Regions from separate parts of the Mus musculus genome. Here region 2 is linked to region 1. Evidence: chromatin loops called from intact Hi-C (ENCODE). Cell type or tissue: left cerebral cortex. All regions are shown on one strand. Links, peaks and the distances in the headings refer to the core of each region. The heading gives the core; the rest is flanking DNA.

The links. Hi-C counts contacts between places; a loop is a spot of excess contacts. Peaks named below come from ENCODE experiments on the same cell type or tissue, not always from the same donor. Only the 100,000 strongest peaks of a DNase experiment are listed, where the experiment ranks them.
Region 2: a loop joins it to region 1, with 3 times the contacts of the local background. A loop is called at or near these places in 2 of 42 quality-filtered maps.

The regions. Positions count from the first base shown.
Region 1 is chr13:11,758,721-11,769,139 of GRCm38, forward strand. It overlaps Ryr2 (ryanodine receptor 2, cardiac), which reads right to left. Exons shown (of 105, transcript NM_023868.2): 28 at 2,507-2,715; 29 at 951-1,125. Among named protein-coding and RNA genes, the nearest start is that of Ryr2, 340 kb to the right of the region's middle. In left cerebral cortex, for the core only: a CTCF peak has its summit at 4,611 (motif pointing right); DNase peaks (open chromatin) are centred at 4,614, 5,397 and 6,672; H3K27ac peaks cover 801 bases.
Region 2 is chr13:12,269,796-12,277,795 of GRCm38, forward strand. It overlaps Actn2 (actinin alpha 2), which reads right to left. Exons shown (of 21, transcript NM_033268.4): 16 at 7,604-7,738; 17 at 6,568-6,747; 18 at 5,283-5,429; 19 at 2,904-2,969; 20 at 983-1,141. Among named protein-coding and RNA genes, the nearest start is that of Mtr, 16 kb to the left of the region's middle. In left cerebral cortex, for the core only: a CTCF peak has its summit at 3,353; a DNase peak (open chromatin) is centred at 3,349.

The DNA of each region.
Region 1 (10,419 bases), core at 1,125-9,124:
TTTCTCCCCTCTCATGGTTTCTTTTCTAGTTTTGAGACTTATATATAACTGGACCCATGTTCATGCATATGCACATATAGAAATATTAAAAACCCAAGAATGAAAAAGAACTTATTTGTCTTTCTGAGTTGGGGTGGATTATCAGTCCTATCCTCTTTTTTTTTTCAGAATCCTTTTTTTTTCTCACATCTGTATCTAATCCCATTGTGTGCATATACCATATTTCCACCCTCCGTCCATCAACTGATGGACATCTAGGCTGATTCCATTTCCTGGTTATTGTGAACAGAGCAGCAGCAGAGAACATGCATGAGCAAGCATCGCTGTGGTAAGACAAAGGATTCTCTGAGAATATCCCGAAAGTGATATAGTCAGCTCACGGGCTAGTTCTGGGGTGTTTGTTTGTTTGTTGTTTATTTGTTTTTAATTTAGTGTTTTGCAAAACCTCTACCCTGATGTCTTGATGGTAGAATTTACCCACAGAATAGAATTTAATAGTATCAACCTCTCTGGCAAACAGCAATCTACAAGAAAGTGAGACCTGGCTTTAGTCACCTTTGTCACTCGAGATTCTGACAGAGGGACTTGCTGAGCCATGTCAGATTCTCCTTCCTTTCTTATAAAGTTAATAGATAAGAAAATGCTCTAATCCACTGATGGACCAGGAATGTTCTGAATGAGGGGTTAATGTTGTGGGACACCATTGTAGTGGCCACCATTCTTTCTGCTGTACACACAGACACCCCCACCTCATCAAAACTCTACGTAAGTAGGGTAGGTGTCATTTCTGCTGTAATAATCTCAAGCATGCTTGACCAGATCAGCCACATGTCACCATAGTGCCCAGACATTTACAGAGGCAACTTACACACCCACTCACCCTAAAACTACTATTGGGCCTGGCCATGCATTGTCTGCAAACCCAAATGACAGAACACCGTGGCTCTTACCATCACCAACATCAAAGTCCTTGAATGCCAGCTCAGAGCCTGAATCATCCAGCAGGATCTCGCCGTTCAGAGTGAACATCATGGTGTGTTCATTCATATCAACCATGCAGCCCACGACGTCACCAGCTTGCCATGAGCGCCCGTAGTGTTCATTGCCCTGGTGCCACCGCTGTGCCTGTGAGAGGCGAAAGAGTCCCTTTTTACAGAGTCAGACAGACCAGCAGCAATAGGATGATCTCAGTTGGAACTACCAGTCTAGTGCCAGGCTGGGGATAAAGGGATGTCAGGGGAGTCTGAATCCCTACTGTGTACACAGGGGAGGGACTGTGAATAAACCAGATGCTATTTCATCCTTTTGAAAGTTGATCTAACTGTATGTACTATGGCTATGGACTATTCTTCTTTACTCCCGAATGTATAGTTAAGAGCTGAGAATCAAGCTGGGTGCCAACCACTAGAAAGAAAGAAAGAAAGAAAGAAAGAAAGAAAGAAAGAAAGAAAGAAAGAAAGAAAGAGAGAGAGAGAGAGAGAGAGAGAGAGAGAGAGAGAGAAAGAAAGAGAGAAAGAAAGAGAGAGAAGGGGAAAGGAGGGGAGGGGAGAGGAGAGGAGGAAGGAAGAAAGGAAGAAAAACCCCTTCTCATGTTTGCCTTTCTCAAAATGAAACCCCCCTTCTTGATGTTACTTAAACAAAATGAAATTCTGGAAACTTCTCAGTTCCTTTCTAAAATCAGCAAAGCTTCAAATCACACCTAAAAATACTCCGAAGGTATCTGTGAAAATGAACAAGCCCCAAACCAAACATGGATACCAGCCCACTTATAAACACACTTAGATACAACGTTTCAAATGTGAGTTTGGGTTACACTCATTTAAAGGTAAAAAATTACTCATATGACTTACTTTGTCACATGAATCCTTTGAATTAATTTGGAAGTGCCACCTTCATTGTGATTTTTACATAATGTGCTACTGCCTTTGTGTAAAATACTGATAATTGTCTCACTACAACATATTGCTTTTAAATTTTTAAACTAATGATGCATCAAAGGCATTACAACTCAGAATTCCCCTCCCACCTCTGTTGTCTCCTTACCCTACTTGTGTCCCCAGAGTTGAACATCTTTCCTTATCTGTAGTCTCTGAGTGAAGCGGGAATGTCACTTCCATTTCTGAAGGTTATTTCTTGCTCTGGTTCACTATGTCTGGTCACCAGCAAGAATGAAACCAAAGCCCAGTCCCTTTGTTTGTTTGTTTGTTTAGATAAGGTCTCTCTACACGAAGCCCAGGTTGGACCTGAGCTTGTGATCCTCCTGCCTCAGCTTCCTCACTGCTGGGATTAACGTATGCACCACAGAACTGGCTTCTTTACCATTTCTGATAGACCAGGAAGACCTCATTCTTTGACAACATTTTGCTAAATTTCACTGGTTCTGTAGGGCAATAAAGAATCCTGAGATGACTAAAGAGACATGTCCAAGGTCTGCTGTGAGACCAGAAAGGGTTTTGGCATCTGCACATACAAGCAGGGATAGGCCAGGACTCAGCAAGCTACTCACCTTAAAGCCATCAAAAGCAAAGGCACGGTCATCAGAACCCAGTTCTAGATCTGGTTGGCAGCCTGGCCTGCTCCAGCCCACCCGCATGTCTCCAGCAGTGACAGCCTCAAATTCAAAGTACCAGCGCCCAGCCTTCACCGCATAGGTCTTCTCTGCCCTGAAGATGCGGAACCTCTCCCCAGTACCGCTGCACACCTCGGCTCTCGAGGCTGTGGGTTCGAGAGACTGGAGATCATTGGGTGGGAAGTTAAGAGAAAAAGCAGGGCTTGACCTAACTCAGTCGTAAAACCCACTGGAAGGCTGACCACCCAACTCCACACCTCCTGCTTCATCATCTACCTTCTGGTTTGTCAGATAGAGCTATGAGTACAGTAGAAAGCCAGATTGGACTTCCTGGGAAAAGTGGGGAAGAGCTCGGTGACTGACCACACAGGTCAGTCCTCCTGCTGCCACTTTCAGAATGAAACTAACTACCTTTCAGAGAAAGAAAGCCATCCAGTCCTGGATGGTTTAGAAATGGAAGACTACCAGACCACATGAATTTGAAGTCTTAGGTGAGAAAAAAATACATTGTTCTAAAAAAAAAAAAAAAAGCATATAACCCCTGCCTTGTGCACCTCCTGTTGGCTGCCACACTAGTCAAACAATGAATCACCAGAAATGAAGGTACCCCAATCTCCTCCTAGGAGATGAAAAAGTTCCCGGGCAGTCAGAGAAAGAACTGTCTGGGAACAAGATTTACAACTTCTCCTGGTATCCTTTAGGTGGGACTGGCCTGTGAAGATGCTGGGGGCTGGGGGTGGGGAAGAACTTTCCTGGGGCTGCCTCATTATGCAAGTCACTTGCCTTCTATTGAAATTCAGATACTGAAGGTGGTTGAGGGAAGGGGCTGGATCTATTTGTCCCTCCTCTCAGTGTGGTCACATTCAATCAGTCTCTCTCTTCTGCTTTTCACCATTAATTTGGTTTGTTTCATTGACTTATGAAGGACAGGTGCTAACCGATCTTGTTGGGGCACTGGCTGTGAGCCTTACACTTCAAAAAAGTAGACATCTATGAGGCATGGTTTTGCCAGCTGCAGATAGTTTCTGCGATTGTGTGACATTTGGAATTCTGAGAACTTTTCAGAGAGTATATAAATGCTAAGGCTCTTGGGGGTAGTTATTGGTAGTTTAGGGAAGTTGACTGTAGTTTGTTAACAGCCATAGTCAAAGAAGAAACAAAAGGCAAGAAATTAGATTCGGGATTTTCCTAATGTCTCTCTCCACTCTACCCTTGCTTCTCTCCTATCTAGTGTTAGGAGGGGAAGCTGGGGTGGGGGAGGGAGAAAGAAGAACACAAAGTAGCAAAGGTCTGCCACAACACCCTGAAACCATCAAGCAGGCATTTGAGGGAGATGAATTTTTATCCCCCAGTTAACCAGTCTGAAGATCTTCCTGCAAATGTCTAAGGGGCTCAAAATTCATTCTCTGTATTTCTCTGGTTTAAGGTTAATAGCTGTGGTTTAAAGAAACAACCATTTGGCATTCTGCTTCTTGATTTTAAAAAAACAAACAAACTTCAGATAAAATGAAAATCTGGATCAACTGGAATTAGAGAAACCAAGCAATCTAAACTATATTTGGTGTATTTGGAGCCTGCAACACATGAGCTCAAGCGCCTGCTGAGCTGGCTTGAGAAACAGATTCCCCCCAGCTTCAAGCACCAGACCAAAGGAAGGCCAAAGAGTCACATCCCTATCAAAGACACAGAACTCCTTTCCAAGTAGAAAAGCCCACACCGTGCTTGATTCATAGACACTTAGTATGCAGCTCTAACTTGTGTGAGTGTGACAAATGATGTTTATATTCAAATAATAAATAGAATACTTGACACTAAAAATAACGAACCCTTTAGCGGGTACCTTTCTCCTGGACATAATCAAGGCTATTGGGACTCAAATCAAGAAAGTTGGGCAATAGATCTGATCAGAGGCTGTGTTCCCTGGACCCACAGAGCAGGAAAGAGTGGGTAGATGGTGACTGATGGGCAAGATTGAGGGTAAAGTCTTGGGTTATATTCTAATGTCCAATTTTCTCACCAGACCACAGGCTTAGAAGCCACCAACCACTAGAGGGCAGTGAGACCTAACTATGTTTGAAAATGACAAATTACACCCAGGATCAAGGAAGGCACCATTAGTCTCTAAAAGTTTTATACATTATCTAGAATGTGCCAGGTGTATTTATATCATACTTTAAAAATAACTGGTACCAAACCAGCCGCCCTTTCAACTTCCAGGCATTACATTTAGTAGAGTGATTCAGATCTCGATAAAAATCTTGTAATGAATAAGAACACATTCCACTTCAGATGTTTTAATACATCATTGAGAATAATACTGCTAAGGTACCACACAACTCAAATACTGATGCATGTTTCATTTGGAATATGTGAGCCTTCTCCTGAAAAGTGGAGAATAAATCAAGAGCTATAACCAATTGCACAAAGTTAGGCTTGATGTTTGCAACCTTTTCTTCATTTAATTTAATCAAATGTAAACCACAGCAGAAGAGTAAGTTACAAACAAATGTTTCTTTTTAAAAAAGTATTTATTGTTAACGTGTGCGTGCATATGGGAGTCAGAAGGCAGCTCTGGGAAGTCTAATTCTCGCCTATATTAACAGGGCTTCCAGAGCCTGAACTCTGGTCTTCAGGCTTTCCGAAGCAGTTGTTTTACCCAGAAGCTGCCTTTCCGGCCACAAATTGATGCTTTTAATCGAATCTAAGCAATCACGAGGCTGATGTGGTGTTTCACCATAAAATCTTTCACACCTTTTAATCTCTACTTTAGAAAAATCACAGCCTTTTCCCAAAGGCTTCCCAAGTAGTCCCTACCCCTCCCAGCATCCTCCCCCACCAATCTGTCCCCTCTCTCTGTTACCATAGTTACATTTCTACAGTAAACTGGGATGGCATAGCAAGCTCCTGCAGGACAACTTTTGGGGCTGGTACCCTCTGCTCAAATATCTCCACAAATCTTAGCTAGGGGTTCAATATATTCCAACTTTTGCCTTATCTTCCCTTCATGAGTGGCTGCTGTCTCCTGACCTGTGCCCTACATTTGGCCCAAGGACAGAACCATTTCTCGGGCCTTTCTGTGTGCAATCATGCCATACACACTCTCTGGATGAAAATGTCTCACTGTGATCGATAACTGCTGATATTTTGATTGGTTCAGATTCTAACTCAGAAAACAATGTCTCCCATAAACGATACCTCACATGGGTGAGTTAATCCTTTGTACCTACTTTTTGTAATGTGCTGTGTGTAATCTCCTATGAGGGAGACATATTATTAGGTTCAAGGGTGTAGCCATACATGAGAAACATAATTGAACCTCCTATTGCAACAGAACACAAACTTCGCCTCATTGGTCACCGCTTATGTGATTTCAGAAAGGCAGTAAGTGGTCAACTGTTTCTCTGTGTGTTTGTATGTATTCACGTGTAGGTATGTACATGGTGGGGTATTCAAGAATGTGCTCACGCATGTGGAGCTCAGATGTCTCTGTCAGGTGTCTCCTTTTATAATATAATATTTCTCTGACCCAGGATGTCACACTGAACCTGAAGCTCTCTGGCTATTAGACTAGCTGACCAGCAAGCTTCTGGGATGGACCTGTCTCCATCTCTAGGCACTGTGGTTAGAGTGAAAGTATAACAAATATATAACAAAATTCTAGGCCTTTAGGCCCAGGCTTGGGAATGTGACCTCTGTGACTCAATGCTCCAAGGTATGCTAATCATAAAACAGATAGCAACATTCCTCCACCCACCCGCTTCCTGGGTTCAAAGAGTGTTCATTCAAAGAATGTGCTATTGTTAGGGGCTCTTAGAAACTGTCTTGAGAGATAACCCGAACAATTACCAGGTATTCCTTGTGACTCTTGTGACTTTGCACTTCCTTGGGACTCTTAACTGGTATCTTTGGTATTTTCCAACAACGCCCTCCCCACTTCCTTGAGTTGTGGTTTCTTCCTTTAAATAACCCCTTACCCAGCTACTCTGGGCACCACGGTCCTCTACCCCTGCGTGGTGTATGATCGTGGGCCCGAGAGCGCTCTTGAATAAAAGTCTTCTTGTAGTTTGCAGCAAGCCCGTTTCTTGTGAGTGATTTGGATTGTTGCCTCTCCTGAGTCAGAATGTGGGGGAGTCCTCACGTTGTGGGTCTTTCAAGAGAACCAGCCCTCAGTTCTTGCCTATTTTATGTGGGCTCTTGGGGTCATTGTTAGCTTACAGAGGATCCCATTGGAATCCAGCAATGGCTTAGCTTATCACCTGCCTCCTGACTGTGCATCAGGGTGGGCTGCTTATAAAAGGACTGTCTGGCCACTCCAGCTCTCTCTGTTTCTGTGTGTTCCTGGTCTCTCCACATTTCTGTCCTCTGTGCCCCATCCTCTTCTCTGCCCTCATGGCTCCGTTCCCATCTGTCTACCTATCTCCATGTCTACATGTCTGCCTCTACCCATTCTCCATGTCCTCACTCATATCCATTCCCCCAAATAAACCCCCTTATTCCAGATCTGTTACATGGCATAATTTCTCAGGGGCACACCTTGGCACAGGCCTCACTGCATTATATTTCATAACAGTCACACTCAGTTTATCACGATTGTGTGGCAAATACAACACTGACTGAGCAATCTTCCTCCTAGCTTTCAACCAACTGCTAATGGCTCAATCACTAAATTCTTATAAGACAACTCATTACCGGGTCATCATCTCTCCTCTTTTCAGTTCCATATAGGAATATATGAATTTGCAAAACATACACACCACAGAGATCACAGAACAACCTGTGGCAGTTTCCTCCATGTAGGACCCAAGTACTGCGCTCAAGTCGAACATATCTCAGTGGTCCCAGTTCTTTTTTTCCTCCCTGAACTATACAGTGCTCTACATTTTCTTGCCTATGATCTAGCTCCCTTCCTGCTCCATTAACCCCAACTCTAAACCCATTCACTGCTCTACTGAGCTTGCTGGAAACACGCTTGCAGGCATGCAGCACTCACGCAAGCACATACGCACAGGTTGGCACCTGTATTAACGCGGTCCCTACATTTCATGAGACCATGAATGTTTCTCTAGAATCTTCCCTCCTATTCGCATTCTTTGCTCTAACCTTTGCTACTGATGCCATCCCCTGAGTAAAGAAAGCTCAGAATCCTTTGTTCCACCGATCAAGGGCACCTTAGCAGCATTCATTCCCTCCAAAGTCCAGAAAAGTAACTGTTAGCCTTCCTTCTAGGCTCCGCCCAACAGTTACCTAGCAACAGCCAGGTAGGCCCAGCTGCTATAAAAGGGACTGGTTGGCCTCTCCACTTTCTCTGTCCCTTTTCTCTCTCTGACCCCCTCCCCCTTTCTCCCTCTCTCCCCTTCTCCTCCTGCCAGACGATATCACAGTCTACAAAACATATCCTTGGTTTTATAAGACATATCAGTAACCTAAGGTGACAGTCCCCACAGCATAGACTCCGTGATATTTTTACCATGTCCATTCACAGGGCCCTTTCTCCAGCTCCAAGATACACAGAAAAGCAACAGCCCCTCAGGCACAGAAACAAACCAGCTACCCACGATTTTCCAGGGCAGGCAGACCAGGGCTGAAATGCCTCTAAAGGCCAATTCAGGATAACTGTCAAGATTTTACCTCCAGGTCCTAAATCTCACTTGCAAATGTGTCTGTATTGAACCTGCTTTAAAAGTTAGCTCAATGCAAATACTCTTCTCCACAGAGACAGTTGTTAAAGTCAACAGGGGCAATTCCTTCACCTAGCAGCTGCTCAAGGTAGCAGTAACTTTGTAATAAGCAACAGCTGAGTAAACAATATGACAGAGACACAGGGCAGGAGCTAGCCACAGCAGGTTGTATGGGGGGTGCGGCGGGGGGGGGGGGGGGGGATCCTCTCATTTTCCTAGAAATCTACAGGGTTGGGCTTATGTTCCTGGCTATGCATAGAATTCAAGAAAGACCTGAGCAGAATTTCCATCTGGCCTTATCTATGAAAGACCTTGAGACTATGAGCAAGCAACAAACAGAAGCTGAGGTGAAATTACAACAGGAAGCTGCAGCCTCTCCCTAGAGAGACACTTAAGGAAGACTCAGTCAATCCCAAGCTAAGAGGCCACTCTACAAGGTGACAAACACACTCTGCAAAATCATCTCTGAAAAATCCTTAAGAAAACAGTTACAACGTGCATGATAACTAGAGAGTTGCCACAATATATTATTTAAAATGCCCAGCTTCTCACAAAAGTTCTAGGGTATGGAAAGACAACAAAGTATACTACTATATACAGTATATCAGCAGTAGCCTGCTGCAGGCCCTAGGTTCAATCTCCAGAGCCAGTAAAAGCAAGAATTGAGCAGCCACCAATTTGAAGAGATGAGGTGCTGATAGCCATTAAAAGAAGGGTACAGAGACATGTGGATCTCCAGTGCCAGCAAAAACAAGAACCGACACCATCAAATTGAAGGGGTGAGGTGATGTTAGCAGTAAATCCTATCACCATTAAAACAACAATCTGGAGGCACATGGACAACTCCATGCCAGGAAACACAGCTAGTTCCATTGTGCAAAGGATTTATATTTATACATAATAATACTCTTCGCCTAAAGAACAACCTCCCTCCCGGCTCAGGGAGCGAAACCAAACCAAAACAAACAAAAACAAAAACACAAAAGCGGTTAAAGACTATGAGAAAGGGGAAAGCAGAAACAAAAGAGATGATTCCTCCAGAAGGCAGGCAGACAATGGAGGAGCAACCCTATGCTCTGCTATGGAGCGAGCTTTATAGTCCATTAAAACACAAGGAAATCACAAGAGATTCCTACACCAACATTCCTTAAGAAGATGGATACGAAGATTCTGTACAAGTTCCTGGCAAACAGCTTTGGCTGTACACAGGAAAATATCATAATCTATCAGGACTAACTAGAACTGCCCAAGAAACAAAAAACTTGATTTAGTGTTGAAATAATAATACTTTACAAGATGTCAAGAGAATAAAAAAGAAAATAAATACTCTTCTTGGCAAGCGACAAAAACATATATATTTAACATTTCACAACTATTCATGGCAAACTCTCACAACAAACTCTGCTCAGTGTGATGGATGATACATATTCTTAAAAAGAAGATTTCCTTAGCTACTGAGAGTTCCTAACTCTAATGGTTGTTTCCTGCCCAGAAGATGCACTCCACAGCCTCCCCTATCTTCCACAGTGTCCCTGAACTTTAGAGAGCCCTTACCCACCATTTCTTTTCAGCACTGGGTCTGTGTAAGAATATGCCAGTCAATAGTCAGGTATGGACAGAGGAGAAAGGGCCCAGGGGCACTATCACTCTCTGTTGAACTATTTACTATTAGTAGATTCAAAGAAAGGGGGACCACTGTGTATAGTTGTGTAACTCCTGATGGCCCCACTAGACTCCAATGGGGAGTTCCAACCCAACTGTCACAAAGACAGCCCAAGGTAAATTAAATGGTTTACAATGTAAACGTCATATATCTAGGACAAATGAAAGCATTGGTAATGAGAAGGGGAGGGAGATAAGACGGCAAGAGTAATGCAAAAACATATACATTAATGAAATTGTCAAGCAGCAAAGTCAATCAATGTAAAAAAAAAAAAAAGAAAGAAAAAAAATGAAAGAAAATATATTAATCCAGGGAAATAGTTCAAGGATAAAGAATTTTGTCTAGAATAAACAGTGTCCTGAGTTTTGGTCCTAGCATGGGAGAAAAAAAAGACCCTAACAAAATCTTATCTATTGTTAATACCAAGTCTAACAATGGAGTGTTAAAATGATTCCCTTGGACTGAGACTAAGCCGGCTGTCTCTCTCCCATTCTATTACACATTGTTAT
Region 2 (8,000 bases), core at 1-8,000, 510 kb after region 1:
CTGGGCTCACAGAGAGTGAGTCTGCAAGGTGACCTGCGGGAATTCCAGGATGCTTGGTAAAAACACATGCGGGATTATTGCCAATATTTCTCATACTGGGTCAAATGTGAGTGATAAACATTCTGATTTTAATTCCCCACCTCGTGGGTCAACTTGGTTCACATCATAAACTGAGGAGAACATAGGAGTGACTCATTTGACTTCACATAACTGATGTTCTTAGAAAGTGGAGACCCTTGGCTGGAGAGATGGCTTAGCCATTAAAGGTTAGGCTCACAACCAGAAATATAAGAAAATGGAGAGACCCTTTCATGCTCTGGTATTTAAAAATATGAAAATATGTCACTGAGAGGAGAAAAAAAAACACTTAAAGAAAGAGTAGGGTTTGGCACTGAAGGAGAGAACTTTTATAAACATATATACTTATGGGACCTCGCCTCCAAGAAGCCTTCACCCATGTTCTGGGATAAGCTTTACTCTTTCCTAAGCCTCTCTCTATACATATAAACCCCTGCCTAATTTGTATTAAAAATATCCAGCTGGCAAACTGGCTCTGCAGGTAAAGGCTACATGAGCCTGGAGAACACTGCTTGTCTCTGGAACTCTTGTATAGGGGTATGAGAGGACAGATCACGCACACACGCAAGCACATATGCATGTATGCACAACACGCGCACACACACAGAGACAAATCATTTTTTAAAAGCCCAGACATAACAGTACGCAACTATAATCCCAGCATTCCTATTGTGAAATGGGAGACAGATACAGGAGAATCCCTGAAATCTTGCAGAAAAGCAAGCCTTGCATATACAGCAGGGAACAAGAAGGTCCATTTTCTCAAACGAGATGAGGGCAAGACTGATGTCCGAGGCTGTCTCTGACCGCCACACACACCAAGGCCCACGCGCAAGTACTGTCCCCAGATAGTCAAAGATCATTTTAAAAGTTTTAAAACAAAAGAAAACCTGTCCCAGCAGACCTTATCAGAAGCCAGAATCCGGAAGGAGGCGATGACCTGCTCTGCCGTGTCGGTGTCTGCGGTCTCTCTAGTCATGAAGTCAATGAAGGACTGGAAGGTGACCGTGCCTTGTCCGTTGGGGTCAACCAAAGTCATAATGCGGGCAAATTCAGCTTCACCCTGAGGAGGTACAGAGACAGTGTGTGCGTCAGGGTTTGACGTCGTCATGGATCCTCCATGCTGTTCTCTTCACTCTCTGCAAAGGCGTCCTCACGTGGGTGACTCAGGTCCATTTCCGGCAGTTTTAAATGTGGTTGCAGCATCGAGCCAGAGGCCCCTGCCCATCAGAAGTGTGTCCCTTGTGTACCCCATGTTGCCAGTCCTAATTACATAATTAGGAGGAGTAACTCAGCCAAAGTTGGAAAGTGGAATTGCTATGTAAGATGGTGCTCATTATTCAGTTTATTACCAGAGGAATCAACGCAGTTGTATTTTAAATGCTCAATAAAGACTGGGAGTACGCCGGGCGTGGTGGCACACGCCTTTAATCCCAGCACTCGGGAGGCAGAGGCAGGCGGATTTCTGAGTTCGAGGCCAGCCTGGTCTACAGAGTGAGTTCCAGGACAGCCAGGGCTACACAGAGAAACCCTGTCTCGGAAAACCAAAAAAAAAAAAAAAAAAAAAAAAAAAAAAAAAAGACTGGGAGTACAGCTCAGTATTAAAGCAATTGACTAGTACATCCCCAGTACTGAAAAACAAACAAACAAACAAAAAAAGCTTTAAGAAAAAAAAAGCCCAGTGCTTTATATATAAGCAAGGTGCAAACCTGTAGTTCTAGTATTTAGGAAGTTGAACAGACAGGATGGCACGTTTGAGGCTAGCCTGGAGTACACAGTGAGTTCCCAGCTGGGCCACTCAAGATACCCTGAGTGTTGGGACTACAGGAATATGTCACCTGCTATTCTGGCTTGTTCTATGAATTTATATATTTGATTTATTCTTACACTGCTAGGACTCTAAGCCTCAGGTTAGAGGCAGAGGCAGGAGGATCTCAGTAAGTTCAAGGCCACCCTGGGCTATCTAACAAGATAGTTTCGAAAATAGATAAATATGTAATCATCAAAGGGTAATGCAGTACATTTCTATAATCTGTCCTCCCTCCCTCCCTCCCTTACCCTCCCTCCCCTCCTTCCCTTCCCCCTCCCCTCCTCTCCCTTCCCTCCCTTCCCCCTCCCCTCCTTCCCTTCCCCCTCTCCTCCTTCCCCTCCCTCCCCCCTCCCTCTCCTCTCCCTGTTCTCCCTTCCCCCTCCCCTCCCTTCCCTTCCCCCTCCCTCCCTTTCCTCCCCCCCTCTCCCTCCCTCTCCTCTCTTCCCCTCCCTCCTCCTCCCTCACCTCCCCCCTCCCTCCCTCCCCCTTCCCCCCTCCCCAATCCCTCTCTCCTTCCCTCTTGATTGTATTTTTGAAACAGAGACTTCCCAATATAGCTCTGGCTGTCCTGGAACTCATAAAGATCTGCCTGTCTTTGCCTCCCAAGAGGTGAGATTAAAATCTTGCACTATCATCCCCAGCCATTAAAATCTCTCTTCTATCCTTTAAAATAACAAGGGAAAACACACTTTAAAACGCAGGCAACTAGATGTCATTGACGTGAACATTTTAAGTTGTTTCACTGAAATACGTGAGCTATGTCAATGCAGCTTCTAAAAACCACCAGGAGATCCCATGTCCTTAATGTTTTCACCATAAGGAAACCTTACCAGGTACTGAATAAAATACATTTTTAACCCTGTAGCATTATTTTTATATAGTAATAAGCAGATTTTCAAAAAGCATTGCCCTGTGATAGGAAAATGAACCAATTAGGAAAGTGTCACATCTAGATTCCCCACACTCGAGGCTTGGTATGGTACCAGACCTTTGCAGAAGTTCGGCTGTGTCTTACCAAGTCATAGCCCATGGAAATGAGGCAGGCTCTGAAATCCTCATGATCCATCAGGCCGTTCTTCCTCTGTGCAAACGCAAAGAACAGAGAGAAGGCAGTTAGGGACCAGATGAACAGCTCTGCCTGACCCAGTGCCCAGTAAGCAAGGTGGTAGAGAAAGAGTGACCAGCTAAGATTAGAGGTCACCTCTGACTTACAGAAGGACAAAGCCACAGTACAAGGATATTATAAAATAATCCCTTTAACAGAGAAGAGGTGACTGGGCTGTCACTCAGTGGGAGAGCATTGCCTAACACACACGAGGTCCTAGGCTTGATCCTCATCACTGCAAAATAAAATAAAAGGAAGGAAAGGAAAAGGAGGCAGGTGTAATAAAGACTAATACTGAAAAGAGAACCCACACTAAAGGCAGCAAAGGGAGCCAGTGAGGAGCTCACTACTGCCACCTATTGATAACAGCACATATTGCAAGCATTTCTAGAGCTGAATGGAGAAACTCATGGCTCAACCAGTCTGGGAAACTACTGCCCAGATGAAGCGCTGGGAATGGAACCCAGGGCCAGATGTAATGGCTTCATCTGTATGACAAGCTCTCCAGAGTGTTCTCAGCTCTGTAAAAGCAGGGTATCCGATGCAAAAATCTGGTTGGGATGAAAAGGGTTCCTATGTACATGTCTCAGAGTTGTAAGAGAGACAGCTAACATTTAAACACCAATAGGTCTTTACTGACAATTCAGTTGATTTTGTTCACTCAGGAAATGACCTGTTTAGAAAGCCAATGGTAGAAGTTCTGTCTTCTGTGAATGGAACCTGAGTGTTGGCTCTCAGGCCTGAGGGCCTGGCCCTCGCCATGTCAGCCACTCTGCAGCCCTGCATCCTGCCTTTTGGCTCCCCTGTGCACTCCCCTGGTCCCCTGCTCTGGCTCTTGCACCTGCTTTGGAGCAGTAGCCCTGTAGGTCTCCTCTCTTCCTCTCAGATGGCCGCTCGCTGGAGAAGATCACTATGTGCAGACTGCCTGGTTTCACTAAGCGGGCCTCCCACTGCCCAGGCAGGAGGGCCAGCTTTCCTGCAATGGTGATGGCGATGGCGCACGAGCACTCCTCCTCTCTTGCCCTTGGAGGCTGGAATAACCTTGCCGCTCATCAGTCTCCCTCCCACGAAGCCCTCAGTCTCACCACTCCTGTCCCTGAACCCAGTTCCTTCCAGACCCCTTCCTTCCTTTCTCCAGCAGCCACATCTGGCTTCTGCCCCCACCCTCATCTTAGTGAGCTTCTCAGAAACACAGCTCTGGCCATACCTGTGCTCTGTGATAGTCAACGGCCCAGAGGTCCATGGAGGGATCTCTCCATCCACGCCCTCCATGACCCTGCCATCCTATCTGCGTTGTCTCTTTTTCTTTTCTTAAGACAGGGTTTTTCACTATGCACCTTCCTGCCTGAACTTGCTATGTAGACCAGGCTGGCCTCAAACCCACAGAGCTCTTCCTGTTTCTGCTCCCTGCATGCACACCCAGCCCCGTCTTGCTGTACAGTGAGAACATGGGAGTAATCTAAATATCTGATCTCACCACAACAGACCCCAGGAGAACTTTGTTTCCAGTGCTTAATGTAAATAAACCTTCTCTACATTTAAGAATGTTTCAGGTTTACTTATTTACTTAATGTTTATGTTTGTACGCCTGGGTGAACATGTGTGTACCAGGTGTATGCACGGGGCGGTGAAGGTCAGAAGCCTGAGTTACAGGGATTGTGAGCCTCTGACTGGGTGTCAGGAGCTGAACCCACGTCCTCTGCAAGAACAGCCAGCCCTCTTCACCACCAAGCAGGTGCTTTCACTAAAGACAGCCAAGCTGTTGCTATTAACTAGAGTCCTAGTTAAAGGATCTACAAGGAACAAAGCAAGTTACATTGTTTCTGTTCCTTTGTTTCTTTTTGCAGATTTTTGTCTTCTCCCGACCCCCTTGCTAAGGCCCTAACCCAGGGCCTTGTGTTTTGATAGGCATGCACTCTACCACTGAGCTAAATCCCCAACTCCAGGAAACAAAGCAAAAGCCTTGATGTAAGGTCACTTGACGGTGACATGGTGACATGACCAGTGCTTGTTTGATCGCTAGTTCCCTTGGGATCATTCAACCAGTTTCCTTGTGAACTTTGTGGAGCAGGGAGACCTAAAGTGAGCAGCTGGGCATGACGCCAAGCACCTGCCACCATCCCATCGCTTGGAAGTGGGGGCAGAGGGACAGGAGCTCAAGGTCACCCTCAGTTACTGAAAGACCTCAAAGCCAGCCTGGTACACATGTGACTTAAAGCACTCTGAGCAACAGTACGCATGCTTTTCCAGATATAACTGCCTTTCACGCAACTAGAGAGAGAGCAGTACCCTGTCAAAGTGGTTGAAGGAGGCTCTGAACTCATTCATCTGCTCCTGGGTGATGCCCTTGGCATCTCTTGTCAGGATCTGGGTCTCCACCTCATTGATGGTTCTGGCGATAGTTGTCAGCAGCAACTCCCATCCGACACGGATATGCTACCAAGGAGAAGAACCAGCCGTCAACTAGGTCAAGGAGGTTTTAGTGCATCATGAGCAGGAAATACGCAGGGCTTGGTATAGGTTTGCTACGCTCATTCTATTTGTCAGCAGCAGCAGCAGCAGCAGCAGCAGCAGCATCAGTGCGGGGAGTCCCTGTGCAGCGATCACAGGGAAATTTTGGAGTCTCTCTTTGACACAGGTTCCTAGAACTCAACTCAGATTGTCAGACCTCACAGCAAGTGCCTCTGCCTGCTGAGCCGTCTCAACAGCTTGACTCTCTTGGACTTAAAAATGTTTTTTCACTGTTTCAACTTTTGCAAGATTCTGTAGTGTGGGAAATATTAAGGAATGAGACCAGAATTCTACAAATGACAATCTACAAAGTGGCACTTCGCATAATTCGTATTTCTTATTTATGTTACATATACTTGGAACTAGGGGTTAAACCTAGGGCCTTGCACATGCTAGACCAAAAAAAAAAAAAAAAAAAAACAAACACTATACCTAAACTACATTTCTGGCCCATACTTTGTAGATTAAATATTCAATGTGTGGTCTATTTGTGACTAAAGACATCTTCACACTTACCAAATAGCTGGATGGACACTGGGCTATACCCAAAGTCTCCCAGGGAGATCAGACTGAAGGAGACTGGTGGAAATAGGGACAGTCTTGACTCTTTGGACTAATTTTTAAAATCACTAATAAGGAACGGGCATCATGATATGTGTCTGTGATCATAGTAACCAAGAAATGGATGCAGGAGGATCAGGCCATTCATAGTTACATGGTCAGATCCACGAGAGTCTGGGGTGCATGAGACCATCCACAGTCACAACAACAACAACAACAACCCTAGCCAAAGAGCAACAGGAAGAAATAAGGACAATTTAAGTTCCTCTCCAAAGAAGTGTAATGACTTCGCCATGACAATAAGGATAACTTTGACAATGAACTATTGTTTAGTGCTTGTAACAGTTCATTGTGCTCTTCCACACACAGTAAATAGACTTAACTGTCCCCTGCATTCACACCTACAGAATTCACTGGAAACGGAGAGGGGAATGTGCGTAAGGAAACAAGCAGAGGAGGTGTCGAGGTGAGTCAAGCCTGCCCGTGTGCCCGCCCTCCATACCTCCATGGTGTAGTTCGTGTGCTTGTTGTCGAAGACCAGGGCCTCCTGGATGAGCTGGTGGTCGCCCTCCAGCTTGTCGATGTTGTTCTTGTAGTTGATGATGTTGTGTTCGTACTGCTTCAGCTGGTTCATCTGGTCCTCCAGGGCCCCGGTGATCTGGATGGAGCTCCGAGCGATCTCCTGTATGTGGCGGGCAAGCAGGGCATGAGGTGGTACTGAGCGAGTGAGGCAGTCCCCCAGACAGGCAGCTGAGAGGCACTTAGCAGACAGCGGGATGGAGGTGGGGACTCGGGGGTGGTGGTGGTGGGGTACCCGTGAGCACAGAGACAGACAGCGTGGGCCTCTGGCTCCTGGGCCAATGGCCACCCTACATCAGGGAACCCAAGGCACTAGATGTCTCAGACAAATTAGTGACAAGACCACAGGGCGATATTAGGCTAAGTTCATGTCTGTCTAGAGAATGGAAGGGGGAAAAAACCATGATCCAAAGCAGGAGTAAGGAAGGAGTCCTGCTGACCTTCTCGAGGGGAAGAGACGTGTTCTGAGGAAGGCTAGGCCTGCTCTGTGCTGTGGGCACCAGGACTGGCAGGCATAGGCAGAGCTGCCAGAGAGGCACCAGACCACAGGGGAGAATTTCTTATCACTTTAGGTGTTTCTACCTCTAAGATAAAGTTCATATTTGATCCCAAAGTAGAGACAGAAAATGTCTCTTGGCTGTTGTTGAAAGCGATTAAAAAAGCCAGATCCTCAGAGCCATTCCAATGCCATGTTTCTTGAATGTTTTAGAAACACAAAGTACGTGTGACGCTTCACCTGCCCTCCCTCATTAGGGATGGATGGCTTAAAATCCAGGTCCTGATGAGACTACACCTGAGAAAGAGCTCTGTCATTGACAAGGGTGGACAGCAGAAATGTGCCTCTGAGCCCTGTACGGACAGCCACAGACAATGGAGTGAGGGGTGCAGACAGAATCAAGGCCGGGGTGTGCCGTTCTGAAGCTCAGTAGGACTCCAGATTCCAGTAGTGTGCTACCAACCTCCATCTTGTTCTGGATCCAGGGCCCAATGGCATTGGCCTGAGCAGCAAACTGGCGCCGCAGACGCTCATTAGCATGTTGGCGAGCCAGCTCCTCCTGCAGGGACTGATCCCGGACCGGCACCAGCTGCTTCACCTGTCACAGCCCAAGGAGAACAGGATGAGAGGCCATCTCTGGTCTCATAGGAGGGACCATGGGATGAGCTCCCTATCAGATGGTAGGCCACTGGGGTTTGGAGAGGGAGGAAGAGGTAAGTGGGAAAGACAAGAATAGAGGCTTGGGGAAAAGAGGGTAAAGAAAGTCCTGCTCAAGGCACTAGTTCTGACTGTTACCTTATAACACCAAGGGACTGCTGAAAGCACAGCTCAGTCAAGGAATTTAAGATTCTATCCAAGGG